Regions from separate parts of the Homo sapiens genome. Here region 1 is linked to region 2. The links are chromatin loops, found by intact Hi-C in ENCODE. Cell type or tissue: OCI-LY7. All regions are shown on one strand. Links, peaks and the distances in the headings refer to the core of each region. The heading gives the core; the rest is flanking DNA. Region 1 overlaps EPC2 (enhancer of polycomb 2). Region 2 overlaps LYPD6B (LY6/PLAUR domain containing 6B).

Region 1 (4,397 bases), core at 69-4,068, 510 kb after region 2:
TGACCCATCACTTTAAGCCAAAATTAAGTAAAATCTATGCATTACTTGATTAATAATCAAGCAGCACTGTTTCTTTAGTCCATCCTCCGTAACAGTTTCTGTTCTTCCAAATTCGTTCAATAGGCACTGTTTATAATACAATTTTGCCCGTCCTAAAAGGTGACTCTACACTAGATCCCAAAACTGTTTCAACTCTCTTAATAACTCTACTGGGTGTCATACACTTCCCTATATGAGCGTAACAACAGGCATCTAAAAAAAAACTCATGGCATTCTGGCATACAGGAATCATTTCAAGACTAATCTGTAAAAACTAATTCAATAGTACATTATAGTCAATTAGCTATTACATGAATTGATATTTAAACTCTGGTTCAAATCATGTCCTTCATGATATAAATTTCCACAGTATCATTTTCATTTTCCACATTAACACCTTAAAATGTGTTCATCTGTGTAAAACTCCTTTCTCTCCTACTAAGCAATAAGCTGCTTGTGAATGGGTACATCTTACTCCTTTCTGCGTCTAAAGCACATAGAAGGTGCTGTACATTCAGTCACAAATATTTACTGAGCAAATACCAATATGCCATCTATACCAAATGATGGAGTATACAAAGGTAACAAAGAAAAGGTCCCTGTGCTTATGAGGCTAAGTTACTGAATGAATAAACATCACAAACAACTACAGTGACAGTAGGAGACAGTGCAGTCCATATGAAATATCTGGCTTGCCAACATGATACCTGAATAGGATGGCTTTCTTCAAAAGAGTATATTATTGTTGCTCTTCTGACTCAAGTTACTACTTGAGGTCATAAATAAATATTACAGTAAAAACACTGACAAGTCACATTTTTAATAATTAATCTGACTTTTTTGGTATAAAAATAGGAATACAAGCACTATGCACAATGCAATAAATAAAGTCCTATGCACAATGCAAGGCTTTGCTGACAACCAAACTGCCACTTAGGAATGACGGGTTAAGGTTTGCTATCCAAACTACAAACAATCAACAGAAAGCTACATTCTGCTAATTCTCAATTCCTCAGAGATGTTAAAGGGAAGGAATTGAAAATCAAAATTGCCTGACCTTGTAACTCTAGATTAAAAAGCTAACTTTAGGATCACATATTACTCACTTACAAAATGAGTATAAGAGAATTACTTGGTTACTTTACCGAGTAAAAAAGCCTTTGTCTAGAAATTTTCTAGAATAACCCCCCCCCCCCCCACACACACACACACACACACACAGCTAACAGCAGCTGCCTCTGTAGCGTGTCTGTGAACTTGAGGAAGGAAAGACACTTTTTATGTATATGCTTTTGTGCTGTTAAATTTTTATATTTAAATCATGTGGATCTATTATTTTTCAATTTTAAAAAGCTAGTAGTAAATGTGCTAAATGTGAAAATAAGACAATTCTGTCTATAGTACCATCTCCTGTATAGTAATGGGAATAAAATCTGCAGCCTGTATGCTTTTGAGACAAGGACGACACAGGAATGAGATTGCCATTTGGGCCATGGAAATTCTCCTGAAGATTTCTGAACCTCAGGTCGTAGGTTCCCAAAACATCCATAGAAAGAACTAAGGGGTCCATGAACTTGGATGAGAAAACATAAACTTCTAACAAATTTAACATTTCCTTCAATTCCTAATGTAGACAACAGACCACAGTAGTACTAGCAATACCAACAGAAATCCTAGATCTTTTCACGTCAAATTATGTCAAAATACCGTTTATATTTATCATTATTTTGAATTTACAATAACTAGATCCAACTGTAGATTCTGTACTTAATGTGCTAATAAAGTACACATATTAAAAATTGTTTATTTTGATAACTTTATTTCAATACAATTGATTTATCTGACCTTATTTTATGCATTTATGGCATCATTCTGAGGAGTTCCAACAGACTGCCAAAAGAGTCCATGTCACCAAAAAAAGGTTAAGAAGCCCTGGATCATAATTCTCAAATCAGATGCCAATACCCTTCACTTGGAAATTGAAGGAGGAAGCATTTTGGGGTTATTCCAACTAGAAAGTTCCAGAAATTAATGGGCAGAAGATAGATGTAATAAACTTGTTTTGCCAGTGACCGTCTCATACAACCAACTACAAATTGAATGCTAATAGTGCCCCAGTTGAGAAACATCTCAAGAATCAAATAAATGGCATGACTACCCTCATCAATACCATACTTTTGAAAGTTTCCAAACAAAAGTGTTCATCCAAGAATTCAATGGTATACTGGAATGTCTCTATTCACTTCTCTAGTGTACAACACCCACTGCATAGATTTTCATCACTAAAACTTATCTTTCCCATAACTAACTAATCATCTAACCTAAAAAAAATCATTCTGAGGAACAAAAACAATATTTATTAATTATTCAGGGCCCAATTATTACTCTACGGATTAAGTGAAGATTTAGTTCTCTTAGCAAAAAATTTTCAAGGTCTTTAGTTTTTAAAATCAATTTGCTTGTCAACTGCTGTGCCAGAAAACAGAAGGAAGGAGGAAAACACACATATTAACTTGTAATGTTTGAAAGCGCTCTCTCTTTTTGTTTGTTTGTTTCTAAGAGACAGGGCCTCAGTCTCACTCTGTCATCCAGGCTGGCGTGCAGTGGCGCTATCACAGTTCACTGCAGCCTTGAATTCCCGGGCTCAAGGAATCCTCCAGTTTCAGCCTCCTAAGTAGCTGAGACTACAGGTACATGCCACTCCACCCAGCTGATGTTTTTATTTTTTGTAGACACGAAGCCATACTATGTTGCCCAAGCTGGTCTCAAAACTCCTGGCCTCAAGCTGTAAAAATGTTTAATTGGCATGAGAAAAAATGTGAAACTCTATCACAGAATAATGTATGGGAATACTCTACATTTTACTCTTCCATCAACCTTCATATTTGTTATCCTGTATAAGTGAAAATTGTTACCAAAAAAATGAGTGTTGCCTATAAGACACAGACTTAAGTTTTTACAAAAAAATGTAATCTTGGCCGGGCATGGTGGCTCACACCTGTAATCCCAGCACTTTGGGAGGCAGAAGCAGGCAGATCACGAGGTCAAGAGATCAAGACCATTCTGGCCAAGATGGTGAAACCCCATCTCTACTAAAAATACACAGATTAGCTGGGCGTGGTGGCGTGTGCCTATAGTCCCAAGCTACTTGGGAAGCTGAGGCAGGAGAATCACTTGAACCAGGGAGGCAGAGGTTGCAGTGAGCCAAGATCGCGCCATTGCACTCCAGCCTGGGTGACAGAGCAAGACCCTGTCTCCAAAAAAAAAAAAAACAAAAAAAAAAGTAATCTTTAAAACTAACTTTTCAGATACTTATTAAACAGATGAGGAAATGGGGCTCAATGAGGTTAAGTAATTTACCTCACCCATAAGGCAAGTGGCAGAGGCCAGGATTGGAACCTAAATCACAATTTCAAAGTTCCAACAACTTCACCAAATTAGCAGCAAAACTGAATGCTGCTTGTTGACTCCCCAACCAAGACATGAGACACGTCCTTAGCCCATTTAAAAAAAAAAAAGCAAGCAAGCAGGGAAGCAAAGATAGGAGTTAAGAGAGGTAGCAGATAGGCTGACTCTCCAGTCTGCATTCCTCTGACTTTATAGCAACAGCTGCTTACAGTAAAACAAAAAACCTAAAAGAAGACAGATACAATGAAACTGCTGAGGAGAAACTGGAAGTGACTGGCATCTTCCTCCACAGTGTTAACCCTGTAAGAAGCGGTTCTGCATGATAGAATATGTAAATTTAAAGCTCTGTCCCATTTAAATAGTATAGACAAGGCAAATAATCGATGATCAACTTTAAGTTAAAATCAAATAATCATGATGGACCTTCTGCCATCTGCATTGGTCTCCTTCAGGGCTTATTCCTATCAGCCTCTCCTCCTCATGCTGTCTCTACACACCCATTACTGTTTTTCTACTTCAACTCTACTTAAAACTAAATGAAGATGCAGAGCTGCATTGTTTACCAATACAACGAAACTCAATCCAAGTGACCAGCAACATGCTAAGTGCCTGTATTACAAACTTTTTATCACTTAAGACAGAAAGTGACAGAAGTACCTGGATTGCTATCCTGCCTGTCTTGGGTACTGAATAAAACACACATGATACCTTCCCTCAAGACATTTAGTCTTGTTGGGGAAATAAGTGTCTACTCTCTCTCGTGCACATGCTCTTTTTCATACATATATAAAATTCACACACACACCATTACACACACACTCAAGTGAGAAAAATGATACTAGAAAATTAAAATAAACTCAAGTGGTAAAGACTAAAAGTACTACTGAACTTCAGAATACTTACAGCAATGAGTAAGCCTAGTAAAGTGAAGAAAATTTCATGAAAGCAAG
Region 2 (4,397 bases), core at 244-4,243:
CCAGGTTAGAGCAAAAGTCTTCCCTTCCCAAAACAAGAGAATGATTACATTCTAAGCTTTGATTTTACTGTGACCTAAGCAAAAGGTTACTTCACTCCAGGACACAGGGGGAAAAAATAGCAAGTTCCATAAATCAGTGTTCCCTCACCTGTAACCTGAGGGAAGAACTGATACCCAACTTTATAGGGAAATTACTCTGAAATATATGATGAGAGGATCTGGAGGCTTAAGTCCCCATTTGTTATAAACAAAGCTAACACATTGAAATGAAAACAATCTTACTCAATTATTTGATAAGCTGGACAGCCATGATGCTAAAGGTTCTTACACAAGCCCGGTAGCCTTTGTCTGTGCATTACTTGTTTGTTCTTCTGTTTGTTGATTTCATACCTTGTACTATCTATTTTGTGGGTATGTCAGCATGGAGGAAGAAGTTTGTTGAGGGTGCAGAGGCGGGAATGGCAAGAATTATATAAAAGTAAGACCCTCTCCTTCCAAGAGCTTACAGGTCTGATCATCTTGAAAAACAAAATTCCCTGCTTAAAGCATCTCAGAGTAACTCCACTGAGCTCAACCAAAATTGCTGCATCTATTGAAACTCCTCAGGTTATGAATCAAGAGAGTTCAGAAAACTCCTGACTGTGTGGAATTACAGAGCTGATGAGATGTTCACAGATGAAGATGCCATAAAATAAAGTAACTTACAGCTAGTTTTGGCACAGAGCTGAATCTGGGCTCCAGGCAAGCAGGACTCCTGCCCCACCCCCCACAGAGACCCCTCTCAAGATGCAAGGTATTTAAAATGTGAGGGGATGCAGGCACCCCACAATTCCAACCCAGTTGCCCAGAAAACAGAAATTAGCTATCACATATGGTGAGCAGAAACTCCGCACTTATCACGTAGGAGCAAGTCAAGGATATAACTTCTTGTGGAGTAGACTTAAGGCTCTCTAACCATACACATTTAATAGAGTACTCAGCAGCCATTAAAACAGGCAAAAGCGCAAGAAACGACTTGGTTACGTTTAAAGTTCAAAACTTAAGTACATAGAGACTATGTGAAAAAAGTAAATACAAAGGGGAAAACAACAGCAAAATACACTAAAGTGTTCATGACTACAACTGGCACCTTTTAAAATTGGGTGATTTTTACTCTTAATTCTTTCTGCTGTTCTCCATAGGCCAAATATGCTTTAACGATCTTGAACTACTTAAATGCTCTTGAATTTTTTGGCTACCTTCATGCAGAAGAGATAGCTAGAGTGTCAACAGTAGGTGGTGGTCAGGACAAAAGGGAATGCAAGCAGGGGTGAGTGTGGACATCGAGTAAAGCACAGCCGTAAATACTCCACATGGGTTGGCCCCATTCAGTGCTGTTCAATGGGTTACATTCCAGTTCTGCCACCTTTTAGCTTGTCTAACTTTGGGCAACTTACCTAATCTCTTAGGTAAGCCTCAGTTTCCTCAACTATAAAAGGTGGATATTAATAGACCCTTCCTTACAGGAATGCTGTGCAGATTGAGTGAGAGAATGCATGCAAAATGCTTAGGGTGTTGCCTGGTAGACAGTAAGAACAAACAAATGTTACCTGTAGTGATGGTGGTGATAGAGATGGTTAATAATAGAGTTACATTTTATCACCACGGTGATCATGATGATGATGATCCTGACACTGTTTAACACTGTTACTAACAATGAATTACGTTTCCTTGCTTTGGAAAATGACCCAATGTTCCCATATGTCTTATGACTAGACCGTCATTCCTCTGATCCTCAAGTCCTCTGGGTTTCTTACTAGCAGATTCTTAAGTTGAAGTTACAGCTCACATTCCACCCAATATGCCCCGGGGAAAAGAGTGATGATAATATATAAATTCCTGCTTGTTGTCTTGGGCCTTATTAGGGTCATAAAATGTTATCCATTTAGAAAGGCATCTTAGTAGATATTTTACAGAATTCTGCTTTGTACTTGAAACATATAATTATCATTAACAAACACAGGTGCTAATAATTCAATCTGCTCTTTAGGCAAGAAACAGGAACATAAACATGGCCCTGGCCAGATCAGCTCATAATCTTAAGCAATTTCCTTTGCATGTTTCCTCCCTCTCTTCCAGCCATCAGATGCAAAGTGGGAGGCCTGTTTGACAGGCAGAAGGCCTCTGGGCTGGTAGTTGATAGCCTTGATAGCCAAGAAGAAGACCATGAGACAACCAGGCCCAGTCCCCGAAGCCTCACACAGGCATTCCTTGGCATTTGCCACCTGCCCTCAGAAAAACCAAACCTCTGATTTGATGTCTTCACCTAAAAAAATGGAATCAGGCCTGACACACTAACCTGGTCAGCCTGCGCAGTAAGCACCACACCTAAAACCAAAAGACAAAATGCATCAAGTAAAAAGCAATCATCAATTAAACACATAACTTTCAATGTGCCCACGTCCATCTATGCTGTCTCTCTTCTTTGTTGGGGTAACACTCTCGTCCTGTTTTAGATCAGTAAATATTTTCTAAGGCTTAACATGCAAAGATTCTGTAACTACAAATGCTCAATAATTAGTGCACACATGTTCTAAGTGTATTCGGCAATGTATTTCACTTAATGCAGACACTTTTGAACATTGCTCCACACCCCCGACGCACCCCCATCTGTCACTGAGAAGATTACTCTGAGGAAGTTCTCTTTCAATTGACCAAATTAGCTTCTGTGGTAAGCAGAGAAGTCTTTGATCTACCAACCATTCGCTGAGCATGGGGACTCCCCTTTTTGGTTCACCAGAATTGTAACTTAAGCACAAGCCAGGCTTCCAAACCGCAGGATCACAGTGAGCAGTGAGGGCTTAGGATGGGAAACCTGGCAAACTGCCAAGGAGATGGGAAAAACACAGGGTCCCGGGACTTTCAGGAGTCCATTCCCAACAACTTAACCAGAGCTCCCAAATGAAAAGCCGAGGGCTGTTGTAACAGCTGCCATTCTTACCTTGAGAAGGAGAATGTGGTTGTCAGGCTCCTCTCTGGAACAGTGAAAAGGTTTGCACTCAGAGTAATCAGCCTACCAGAGATAAAAAAAGATAAGGAAAGAGCCACTGCTGACGATGAGTAACGTTCTTGAACAACTGGAATGTTTTCTAACAAAAGGCAGGTTTCTGGATGTTTGGAGATGTTTCAGAATAGAACAGCAATACAGTCAATTGAACAATATCAAATGCATGAAATCCCTGGAATCAAGTCAAGGTGGGGCCATTAACATTACAGAGAGTGTGAGCTAGCGTTTTATTAACACACACCTGGGCCCCATCTAATTAAGAATGGTAATAATTGGTGAAATCATACACCTCATCACATCCCTCCACAAAAATGGCTGCTTACCAAAGAGCTGGCAGAACTCTCTACAACACTGGCATATATCAGGGTATTTGGCAGGCCGTAGCATTCACACATTCAACACATCCACAATGAAGACTCTGTGCCATTTAACCTGGTTTGGAAGACAGCCCTACCAGCTGATGAAATAATGACAACATGAGTCTTGAACCCAGATGAGGAGGTGGGAGGGAACTGGAATGTTTCCCTATATGCATTCAAATGAGCAAATATAAAAGACAAAAATTATGCCCAATTTTAAGAAAATTCTATTATATATTTATACCTTTTTTTTTGGTAAGAGATGGGATCTCACTCTGGCCCAGGCTAGAATACAATGGTATGATCATAGCTCACTGTAGTCTCAAATTCTTGGGCTCAAGCGATCCTCCCATCTTAGCCTCTTGAGTAGTTGGGACTTCAGGCATGTACCACCACACCTGACTAATGTGATAGCTAATTTTATACATCAACTTGGCTAGGCTATGGTGGCCCGCTGTTTGGTCAGACATCAGTCCATGCCAAGAAGGTATTTTTTATATGTGATTAGCATTTAAATCAGTAGCTTTTGAATAAAGCAAATTACCTTTCATAATGTGAGTGAGCCTTATTTGATCAGTCGAGGCTTTAAGAAAAAAGACTGAGGTCCCCCAAGAAGAAATTTTGCCTCCAGCCTCTCTTTGGACTCAAGATTGCAACAATAACTCTTCCTTGGATCTCCAACCTGGTAGCCTGCCCTATGAATCTCATACTTGCCAAGCCCCACAATTGTATGAGAAAATTCCTTAAAATAAATCCCCTTGCCCCTACTCTCTCTCTCTTTCTATACACACACACACACACACACACACACACACACACACGCACACATATGCTCTCTCGGGCAGGGTTCTCTGAAGAACCCTAATTAGTACTAGTATGCCATCTAATTTCAAAAAAGAATGAGTTCATTTACAAAACATATATACTATGTAGAGAAGACAACATAAAAAGAGGCTGTAAGAACATGAGAAAAAGTCCACAGAAATGTATGT

What was found. Hi-C counts contacts between places; a loop is a spot of excess contacts. Peaks named below come from ENCODE experiments on the same cell type or tissue, not always from the same donor. Only the 100,000 strongest peaks of a DNase experiment are listed, where the experiment ranks them.
Region 1: a loop joins it to region 2, with 2.5 times the contacts of the local background. A loop is called at or near these places in 1 of 110 quality-filtered maps.

What each region holds. Positions count from the first base shown.
Region 1 is chr2:148,652,865-148,657,261 of GRCh38, reverse strand. All of the region lies in intron 1 of EPC2 (enhancer of polycomb 2), which reads right to left. Among named protein-coding and RNA genes, the nearest start is that of EPC2, 10 kb to the right of the region's middle. RefSeq lists an enhancer at 3,762-3,851. In OCI-LY7, for the core only: no CTCF peak of the experiment used is centred there; no DNase peak of the experiment used is centred there.
Region 2 is chr2:149,159,419-149,163,815 of GRCh38, reverse strand. LYPD6B (LY6/PLAUR domain containing 6B) reads right to left here. Exons shown (of 7, transcript NM_177964.5): 3 at 2,981-3,052. Among named protein-coding and RNA genes, the nearest start is that of LYPD6B, 120 kb to the right of the region's middle. In OCI-LY7, for the core only: no CTCF peak of the experiment used is centred there; DNase peaks (open chromatin) are centred at 2,085 and 2,725; H3K4me3 peaks cover 1,580 bases; H3K27ac peaks cover 1,492 bases.